Linked DNA regions of Homo sapiens: region 1 is linked to region 2. A link is an interaction called in ENCODE POLR2A ChIA-PET data of the cell type or tissue named here. Cell type or tissue: Panc1. All regions are shown on one strand. Each heading gives the region's core, and the rest is flanking DNA. Links, peaks and the distances in the headings are about the cores only. Region 1 overlaps SAMD4B (sterile alpha motif domain containing 4B). Region 2 has its middle 14 kb from the start of FBXO17.

Evidence for each region. Peaks named below come from ENCODE experiments on the same cell type or tissue, not always from the same donor. Only the 100,000 strongest peaks of a DNase experiment are listed, where the experiment ranks them.
Region 1: POLR2A ChIA-PET joins it to region 2 with 11 read pairs; 6 of 35 experiments call an interaction of 5 or more read pairs at or near these places.

What each region holds. Positions count from the first base shown.
Region 1 is chr19:39,384,051-39,389,419 of GRCh38, reverse strand. It overlaps SAMD4B (sterile alpha motif domain containing 4B), which reads right to left. Exons shown (of 14, transcript NM_001384574.2): 14 at 3,720-5,369. It overlaps PAF1 (PAF1 component of Paf1/RNA polymerase II complex), which reads left to right. Exons shown (of 14, transcript NM_019088.4): 6 at 37-138; 7 at 222-327; 8 at 405-473; 9 at 555-658; 10 at 744-860; 11 at 953-1,081; 12 at 2,621-2,726; 13 at 2,848-2,938; 14 at 3,017-3,791. The coding sequence ends at 3,429. Among named protein-coding and RNA genes, the nearest start is that of PAF1, 4.4 kb to the left of the region's middle. In Panc1, for the core only: no CTCF peak of the experiment used is centred there; no DNase peak of the experiment used is centred there; H3K27ac peaks cover 660 bases.
Region 2 is chr19:38,986,817-38,992,185 of GRCh38, reverse strand. No RefSeq gene overlaps it. Among named protein-coding and RNA genes, the nearest start is that of FBXO17, 14 kb to the right of the region's middle. In Panc1, for the core only: no CTCF peak of the experiment used is centred there; no DNase peak of the experiment used is centred there; H3K27ac peaks cover 453 bases.

The DNA.
Region 1 (5,369 bases), core at 158-5,157, 400 kb before region 2:
CAGTGGGGTCCTGAGATACCTGATTTCCCACCCCAGATCCCAGCAGCACGCGAAGGTGGTGCCATGGATGCGAAAGACAGAGTACATCTCCACTGAGTTCAACCGTTATGGCATCTCCAATGAGAAGCCTGAGGTCAAGTAAGTTACTAACAGGAAGAGAGGGAAGGTGGAGATATTAGGTGTGTCCAGTGGCCCCTAAGGACCTTTTTCTTCATTCCTAGGATTGGGGTTTCTGTGAAGCAGCAGTTTACCGAGGAAGAAATATACAAAGACAGGGATAGCCAGATCACAGCCATTGAGAAGACTTTTGAGGATGCCCAGAAATCAGTAATTGAGGGACTGGGATGGGGAGAGGCAAGGGTGCGGCTGCAGAGCTCCTCCTCACCTTGTTTTTGTTCCACCAGATCTCACAGCATTACAGCAAACCCCGAGTCACACCGGTGGAGGTCATGCCTGTCTTCCCAGACTTTAAGGTCAGGCCCAAGGTGGGAGGTAGAAAGGGACAGCCTATTTGTGCCTGTTCCCATCTAACCCCAGTGCCTCCATCTCCCTAGATGTGGATCAATCCATGTGCTCAGGTGATCTTTGACTCAGACCCAGCCCCCAAGGACACGAGTGGTGCAGCTGCGTTGGAGATGATGTCTCAGGCCATGATTAGGTAGGTGGTCCTGCTGTCCACCTTGGCCTGCTCCTTGCTGCCTCTTGTCCTCACACTTCATTGCTACTCCTTTTCCCCCAACCAGGGGCATGATGGATGAGGAAGGGAACCAGTTTGTGGCCTATTTCCTGCCTGTAGAAGAGACGTTGAAGAAACGAAAGCGGGACCAGGAGGAGGAGATGGACTATGCACCAGATGATGTGTGCGTGGGTTGCGGTTAAGTTTTGGGGATTGGGAAGTTTTGGGGATTGGGATAGGGAAGAAATGGGGCTGAACCTGTGCCCTCATCTTCAGGTATGACTACAAAATTGCTCGGGAGTACAACTGGAACGTGAAGAACAAAGCTAGCAAGGGCTATGAGGAAAACTACTTCTTCATCTTCCGAGAGGGTGACGGGGTTTACTACAATGAGTTGGAAACCAGGTACTCAGCACACTCCTATCTGATTAGCCTGGATCTGTGCTTCTTAAGACCCTGGGGCATGCAAGAGCCACCTTGGAGGTCATTTGTACCTAAGAATTTGTCATATGCATTGGTAAACAAGAGCAGCAGATGTCTGGTCATGCACATGAGCTGGACTTGGTTCTAACAGGAGGAGCCAGAAAAAAAATCTTTTTTTTTGAGATGGAGTCTCGCTCTGTTGCCCAGGCCAGAGTGCAGTGGTGTGATCTCAGCCCACTGCAACCTCCGCTTCCTGGGTTCAAGTGATTCTCCTGCCTCAGCCTCCTGAGTAGCTGGCATCACAGGCGTGTGCCAGCATGGCCAGCTAATTTTTTTTGTATTTTTAATAGAGATGGGGTTTCACCATGCTGGCCAGGCTGGTCTTGAACTCCTGACCTCAGGTGATCTGCCTGCCTCGGCCTCCCAAAGTGCTGGGATTACAGGTGTGAGCCACCACGCCCAGCCAGAATATCTTAATGCAGGAGACATTTAGAGCCTTTGCGCAAGGCAGAGGGCCAAGTTTCCCAGTATTAGTAACAGACTTCATGTGAAAGTAAACATTGCCAAAGTATGGAGTAATATATAAAATTAGCATGAATGTTTTAAATGAAATGCTTAAACCCATGTTCAAAAATGTGACTCCAAAACTCTTCCCTTATGGCTCAAAGTTTACTGCTATGCCAGCACCTCTGGTGTAGAGTTGGGAAGTCTTGAGTTTCTGTTTAAAGCAGAGATTACAAGAACTGTGACCCCATAGGCCAGGCAGGAAATGTAAAAGAGCAGTGGCTGGTAGCATCTGAGTGACCTGGAGTTCTGGGCAACCATGGAGGGCACTATTCACTTCCAGCCCACTGTTGCTGTGCTGTGGGGCCAGAAATTCCTATCTTCCAAAAGCCCCAAATCCAAATGATTTGACATCTCCTGGTTTCTCAAAGTGTTGGTAACTAACTGACACATACAGTAATGCACTGCATGTTTCAGTCAACAATGGACTGCTTATGGTGGTCCCTTAAGATAGAATACCGTATCTTTACTATACCTTTTCTATGTTTAGATACACAAATACTTACTATTGTATTACAATTGCCTGCAGTATTCAGTACAGTCACATGCTGTACAACCTTGTAGCCTAGGAGCAATAGGCTACACCATTACAGCCTAGGTATGTAGTAGGCTATACTATGTACGTTTGTGTAAGAGTACTGTATGATGTTCACATGATGTATATCTCAGAATGTGTCCCTGTTAAATGGCCCATGCCCGTATTTATGTAAATACACCGTATAACACACACACACAGTGTAGGGCAACCAAACTGGTGCCATGGGAGCCATCCTTCCTTTCCCCTGCCCTCAATACCTTGAGCTTAGCTGCCCTTATTCAATCTGTATTTATTCCCATTTACTCTAAGTATTGATGGGGAACCAAGTCAGACCAGACCCCTCACTGGGGGGCGGGGAAGTGGGAGGTGTGTCTTTAACTGCATCTTCCACTTCTCTCTCCCAAATTCACCCCCTGCAGGGTCCGCCTTAGTAAGCGCCGGGCCAAGGCTGGGGTTCAGTCAGGCACCAACGCCCTGCTTGTGGTCAAACATCGGGACATGAATGAGAAGGAACTGGAAGCTCAGGTAACAAGCACCACTGGCTCAGGGCACCCATGGCAGGGAGGGTGGTGGTTGTAGGTGAGGAGGGGGACAAAAACCCAGCAGAACACCCTCCTTCCCCTCATTCCAATCTTGCTGCTTCCAGGAGGCACGGAAGGCCCAGCTAGAAAACCACGAACCGGAGGAGGAAGAGGAAGAGGAGATGGAGACAGAAGAGAAAGAAGCTGGGGGCTCAGGTAAATCTGGACAGGCCAGACTCTGGGAGCCCTGGGAGGGTGGAAAAGTGGGTTTCATCTCTCTCCACTCCCTTCCAGATGAGGAGCAGGAGAAGGGCAGCAGCAGTGAGAAGGAGGGCAGTGAAGATGAGCACTCGGGCAGCGAGAGTGAACGGGAGGAAGGTGACAGGGACGAGGCCAGTGACAAGAGTGGCAGTGGTGAGGACGAGAGCAGCGAGGATGAGGCCCGGGCTGCCCGTGACAAAGAGGAGATCTTTGGCAGTGATGCTGATTCTGAGGACGATGCCGACTCTGATGATGAGGACAGAGGACAGGCCCAAGGTGGCAGTGACAATGATTCAGACAGCGGCAGCAATGGGGGTGGCCAGCGGAGCCGGAGCCACAGCCGCAGCGCCAGTCCCTTCCCCAGTGGCAGCGAGCACTCGGCCCAGGAGGATGGCAGTGAAGCTGCAGCTTCTGATTCCAGTGAAGCTGATAGTGACAGTGACTGAGTCCCAGGGCATTCAGGGCTGGTTCAGACACCATTATTGTGAGCAGCAAAGCACTTTTCTAGTGGTCTGTTTGTGAGCCTTTCACTTGTTTGTTCCCCACCCCCAAACCTTTGCTGTTAATAAAGTCAACTTCTCTTTACTTCCCCTCCCAGCCCCTATGATGTCATTCAGCCCAGCACATACCTCCCGCAACCCCCAGGTGCTCAAGGATCTTGGCTTGAGGCTTAGAAACACAGGCCAGAGGCAGGGCCAATGGTTTCCCACAAAATGTAGCACAACGAAGGTCAGAATTCGTTTTTTTTGTTTGTTTTTTTTTTTTCCAAAATAAGCCCAGACCATTAAACAAGTGAAACTCCAACAAATAAGTCTTCTCCAACAGCGAGAAAAACTGTACAGTTACTCAAAGCTGATTCTGCCAGTGGGGCCGGGGACAGAAGTGGGTAGGGAGGGTGAAATCATGGAGGAGGGCCTGGGGAGGGGGCTGGAGCGGGAGAGGGTCAGGGTCCTGCCCATCAGAGTGGGGCCGCCTGCGTCCTGCACACTCTGCTGTCAGGTGGGGTGGGGGGCAGCTCTTGCCTCCCTGTGTGTGTGAGACGGTGTCCCTCACCACCTCCCAGTGCCAGGCACAGTCAGCTCACCCTGATGGAGAGTGAACAAGACAGGACAGGCTGGGGAGAGGGGAGGGTCCCATGAGAGGGACACCCTGCTGATTCCAAACGAGGTGGCCCATCCATCCCACTTCCTGCAGCTAGTGGGAGGGGGACTGGAGAAGCCCTGGGAGATTGAGGGGATGAGCAAAGGCACAGAAACATGGAGGGCCGGGGTGGGGGACTTGCATAGGTTGATGAGTGTGCAAGAGGTACATAAATAAACCTGACACCCCACCCAGCCCGGCACTGGGAGAGGAAGTGGGGACCCAGAGCCAGGTTCCCAGGGCCACCCTACCCCCTGGCTTCTTCCCCCTCCCTGGGCTCAGAGCAGAGGGAAGTCCACAGACCAGGAGGGCGGGGGCAAGAAGGTCTGGGGAATGGGGTGATAGTGCAGGGAGGGTGGTGGTTTTAAAATTTTTTTTTTTTTTGTTTTTTTTGTTTTTTTCCCAACATTTTGTATCTTTAATAACATACACAATGGTTACCAGCCATATTCATAACAAAAGTTATTCATAAAATGTATCTAAAAATAACATTTTTTTTCCTTTTCGGTGTGAAAAGCTTGAGAATGTCCCAGTTGGGAAGGTGGGTTGAGGGGGAGGAGGGCGTTGAAGAGGGAGACCCTGGCTTCCCCGCAGTCTGAACCCCCAAATCCCCTCCCTCCACCTGGGCCCCAACACAACCCCTCATTAGGAATAGGGACCAGACAGTCTGTCGGACTCTGGGGCTGGGACGAATCTCTGGGTTATGATATAGTGTTCCACTTAAGTGAGGTCATGACATAATGGGGGAAGGAAAAAGGCTGAAAGAAAAGGGAGGGGCTTAGGGAAAAACCCAAAAACCAAACAATCCCCTTTCCCTTATTCCTGACTCCCAAGTCTCACCAACCAGACCTGGGAGCGGAGAAGGGTGTGTGTTCGTGGGGAAGGGGACGTTAAGGCAACAGACTTCCTGACCTCACTGGCTACCCTGGCTGCCCACCTCCAACCTCTTCATCCGGGTAGCCAGGGCTGGAGGAAAATGGGTTAGAGCTTGAGGGTCTGGAGGAGGGGGCTCTGCCCTCTCCCCTCATAAAGTTCAGGCTCTCCCTGCCACTGTCTTGGCTGAGAGAGACCTGGGGATTCTAAAAATGAGAGGAAATGATCAGAGAAAAACCGTTAAGAACTATATAAATATGTATCTTAAATAGGCCTAAGAAATTAATCATAGAGAACCTCTGGTGAACAGGGCCAGGGGAGGTGAGAGAGAGGAAGGTGGCTCCTGTCCTTGCAGAATGTGGGGAATGGTGAA
Region 2 (5,369 bases), core at 213-5,212:
CCACCAGATCACCCACAAATGGACAGGAAGCAGAGAAGGGCTTTGGCCAGGCGGAGGTTGGTCTCTGCTCTGCCACTCTTTGCCTGGAAAACCCTGAAAAGGTATTTTTTCCCTCTGAGCCTGTTTCCCCGTCTGTAAACTGTTTCCCCATCTGTAAACAAAGAGAGGTGATGATATTCAAGAGGCTTAAAAACAGCACAGTGCGGCCGGGCATGGTGGCTCATGCCTGTAATCCCAGCACTTTGGGAGGCTGAGACAGGCAGATCAGCTGAGGTCAGGAGTTCAAGACCTGCCCAGCCAACACAATGAAACCCTGTCTCTACTAAAAACATGAAAAGTAGCCGGGTGTGGTGGCAGGCACCTGTAATCCTAGCTACTTAGGGGACCATGGCAAGGAGAATCAGTTGAACCCGGGAGACAGAGGTTGCAGTGAACTGAGATCGTGCCATTGCACTCCAGCCTGGGCAACAGAGCAAGATTCTGTTTCAAATAAATAAATTAATTCATTAAATAAAATAAACAACACAGCCCAACCAAGCAGAATGGGGTGGGGTGGGGGTCTTGAGCCATGAACAATCTGGGCCGAGCTGTCCCGCATTGGTGGATGATGACAAGGACTAAGTGAAATTCCTGGGTCCGGGGTGAGCCACTGTGATGATTCTCACCCAGGTCACTGTCCAGAGGCTGCATTCTTGGCCAATTCTCTTGGAGGTCCGCCAGCTCCTCGTGGCACCAGCTGGGAAGAGGAAGGAGGGAAGGAGATGGGCAGGAGAGGAGGTGGAAGAAGGGCGGGTTTCATTCTCAGGCTCTGAAGCCCAGGGCTGGTGAGGCAGGGGTCGGGCACTCACTCAGTAAGTCACAAAGCAGGTCTGGGAGCCTGCGAGGGTCCCTTCTCCCCAACATGTCATTGCCACAGTGCTGCAGATCCCAGGCGTCCTCTGCAGGACCAGGGAGTAAGGGAGGCACCAGCCCCGGGCCACACACCCTTACTGGCCGGGCTGTGCCTGTCCCTGCTACTTGGACTTAGTAGCCTTGACCCTGTCCTTGGGAAAGGCTTTGAGCCCTTCCATGATTACATCATCATCCCTGGAGGAACACTGCAAAGTCTTAGCTCCCCTCCTTCCAGTCATCCCTGCCAGGCTCTGGCTGCCCCGTGGTCACCCGGCCACACTCCCAGACTTCTCCAGGGCAGTAAAGAACTCAAGCTAAGTCTTGAAGAGGTAGAACCTAGAATGATAATTTTCAATTTTTAGATCATGACCAACGGATAAAAGTCACAACCAGCACAATTTTTAAAAAATGAAATTCAATAGAAAACATCAGAGTGCACTGCACACAGCAACGGGTAAACATTGCTGCAGAAATTCTACTTTCAGGTGTATTGATTGTTGTGTAAAATACATTTCTTTTTTTTTTTTTTTTAGATGGAATCTTACTCTCTCACCCAGGCTGGAGTGCAATGGCACAATCTCAGCTCACTGCAATCTCTGCCTCCCAGGTTCAAACAATTGTCCTGCCTCACCCTCCCGAGTAGCTAGGATTACAGTCGCCCGCCACCACACCTGTCTAATTTTTGTATTTTTGTAGAGACAGGGTCTCACCATGTTGGCCAGGCTGGTCTTGAACTCCTAACCTCAGGTGATCCACCCACCTCGGCCTCCCAAAGTGCTGGGAGTACAGGTGTGAGCCACCGCACCCGGCCAGAATGCATTTCTTACTCAGACTATGGTTACAAAATGTAGAGAAACATTGGCCTTGAAGTTCATAGCACATACCCAGAAAGATTTTGCAACCTTCTGAACCTATTCAGATTCCGCACGCCATCTTCAGGGAGCGGCACTCTTATTTCACCAGCTGCCAGACCCAAGAGCCTGGCCTTGTCCTGGACTCCTGTCTCTCCCCATTTCTCACACCAAATCCAGTCCAGCAGCAAATCCTTTTATCTTTCCTTCAAAGGACATTCAGAACACGCCTGACTTCTGCCATCATCCCTCAGACAGGATCATCCCGCAGCTGGGTTATCACTCCTCCACCTTCGAGACAGCAGAACCCTAAGAGAGCGCACTGCACATAACAGGTGTTAGGCTGGGCGTGGTGGCAAACACCTGTAATCCCAGCACTCTGGGAGGCTGAGGCAGGAGGATCACTTGAGCCCGGGAGTTCAAGACCAGCCTGGGCAACATAGTGAAACTCTGTCTCTATTAAAAAAATAAAAATAAAAAAATTAGCTGAGTGTGGTGGTGTGCACCTGTAATCCCAGTTACTTAGGAGGCTGAGGCAGTAGGAATGCTTGAGTGTAGGCGTTGGAGGCTGCAGTGAGCTATGATGGCACCACTGCACTCCAGCCTGGGCAACAGAGTGAGACCCTGTCTGAAAGAAAGGAAGAAAGAAAGAAAGAAAGAAAGAGAGAGAGAGACAGAGAGAGAAAGAAAGAAAGAGAGAGAAAGAGAGAGAGAAAAAAGAAAGGAAAGAAAGAAAGAAAGAAAGAAAGAAAGCAAGAAAGAAGGAAAGAAAGAAGGAGAAAGAGAGAGAGGGAGGGAGAGAGGGAGGGAGGGAGAGAGGGAGGGAGGGAGGGCTGCATGCAGTAGGCGCTCATCTGTGGATTGACTGGTGGCAGGGCTGGGCTTGGAGATTGCTTGGCCAGCCTCCTCCCTCTGTCCCCCTCCAGCCTGCCCAGAGCCTGTTATTTGATCTCCCCCAACATGGGCTCCTCGCCTCCCCTCCTCCAGGTCTCCAGACTCTGAGGTTTGTAAGCTGAGCCTGGCAGCCACACACGGTGCCGCCCCTGGGCTGGTAGATGACAGATGAGTTGCATCCCCCTTGCACTCTGTTGACATTATGAGAGCTGATCCCTCCCAGGAACAATCTACAGCCTCCCCAAGGGGCCCCCTGAGACCTGCCTGTTCATCTCTGGGTCACAACCCCAACATCAGCCTGGCCAGGAGGAAAGCTGGCCGAAGGGGTGACAGGCAATATCATCGGCCTGCCAGGCATCATGTAACTACTCTCAGGGGCCGTGGCCAGGCCAGACGGTGAGATGGAATGCAGAAAGAATGCAGAATAGAGCTGGGCGACAGAGAGACCGGCTGATGCCAGTCCAGCCGCGAGCCACCTGGGTAGCTACAGACTTCCCTCTAATGTCACTGGTTAGGAAAGTGAGCTGATGGTACACCATGAACCCAGACTGAAGGCCAGAGGACCAAACCTTTGTAGCCCATGAAGCCCATTTGTTATGGTAACAATTTTAGAAGGGCTCAGCAGCATTTTTGAAAAGGTTGTTTTGTTTTGTTTTGTTTTGAGACAGGGTCTCGCTCTGTTGCCCAGGTTATAGTGCTATGGTGCAAACACACCTCACTGCAGCCTTGACCTCCTGGGCTCAAGCGATTCTCCCACCTCAGCCTCCCACGTAGCTGGGACCATGGGTGCATGCCACCATGCCCATCTAATTTTTTAAATTTTTTGTAGAGACGGGGGTCTCCCTAGGTTGTCCAGGCTGGTCTCAAACTCCTGGGCTCCAGTGATCCTCCTGCCTCAGCCTCCCAAAGTGCTGGGCTTACAGGTGTGAGCCACCATGCCAGGCTAAGGTTTTTTTTCCGTAACTAGAAAGTCAGAACTCCCTTCCCAATAATAAATTATCTGGCCAAGAATTAATCTCACCTAGCTAGCAAAATTGTTATCTTTTCTCTTTCTTTCTTTTTTTTTTTTTTTTTTTTTTTTTTTTTAGGAATAGAGACAGGAGGCCAGCACTCCTGTGAGGTGAGACAGGAGGTGGCTCACACCTGTAATCCCAGCACTTTGGGAGGCCAAGGTGGGTGGACCACTTGAGGTCAGGAGTTCTAGACCAGCCTGGGCAACATGGCAAAACCCTGTCTCTACAAAAAATAGAAAAATTGACTGGATGTGGTGGCACGCACCTGTAGTCCCAGCTGTTCGGAAGGCGAAAGCAGGAAGATCACTTGAGCCCAGGAGGCTGAGGCTGCACTGAGCCATGATTGCACCACTGCACTTCAGCCTGGGCTGCAGAGTGAGACCCTGTCCCCACCACAAAAAACAATAATAAATAAGAGGCCGGGCGTGGTGGCTCACGCCTGTGATTCCAGCACTTTGGGAGGCCAAGGCAGATGGATCATTTGAGGTCAGGAGTTCAAGACCAGCCTGGCCCACATGGTGAAACCCCATCTCTACTAAAAATACACAAAAAAATTAGCTGGGCGTCATGGCAGGTGCCTGTAATCCCAGCTACTCCAGAGGCTGAGGCAGGAGAATCACTTGAACCCGGGAGGCAGAGGTTGCAGTGAGTTGAGATCACGCCACTGCACTGCACACTCCAGCCTGGGCAACACAGCAAGACTCCATCTCAAAAAATAAATAAATAAATAAAATAATAACAAATAAGAACAGAGATAGGGTCTTGCTTTGTTGCCCAGGCTGATTTCAAACTTCTGGCTTCCAGTGATTCTCCCACTTTGGCCTCCCAAAGTACTAGGATTACAGGCGTGAGCCACTGTGCCTGGCCAATAAAATTGTTTTCTTATGTGTCTTTTCATGTTCAGCCACGAAGCCTTAAAATTGAATACAGAGATGAAGGAAATCAAAGCCCCAGAATTAAGACTTTTATATTATATTTAAGAATCATCAGGCCAGGCACGTTGGCTCAAGCCTGTAATCCTAGCACTTTGGGAGGCTGAGGCGAGTGGATTGCCTGAGGTCAGGAGTTCAAGACCAGCCTGGCCAGCATGGAGAAACCCCATCTCTACTATAAATATAAAAACTAGCCAGGAGTGGTGGTGTGCACCTGTAATCCCAACTACTTGGGGGGCTGAGGCAGAAGAATCGTTTGAACCCAGGCGATGGAGGTTGCAGTGAGCCAAGATTGCACTACTGTACTCCAGCCTGGGCGACAGAGCAAGACTCCATCTCAAAAAAAAAAAAAAAAAAAAAGAATCATCTGGGCTATTTGGTGTTTTAAGTATTTGCAATGTATAAAAAAATTTGGGCCAGGCACAGTGGCTCATGCCTGTAATCTCAGCACTTTGGGAGGCCAAGATGGGCTGATCATGAGGTCAGGAGTTCAAGACCAGCCTGACCAACACGGTGAAACCCTGTCTCTACAAAAAACACAAAAAATTGGCCGGGCGCGGTGGCTCACGCCTGTAATCCCAGCACTTTGGGAGGCTGAGGCGGGTGGATCACAAGGTCAGGAGATCGAGACCATCCTGGCTAACACAGTGAAACCCCGTCTCTACTAAAAATACAAAAATTAGCCAGGCGTGGTGGTGGGTGCCTGTAGTCCCAGCTACTCGGGAGGCTGAGGCAGGAGAATGGCGGGAACCTGGAAGGCAGAGCTTGCAGTGAGCCAAGATCATGCC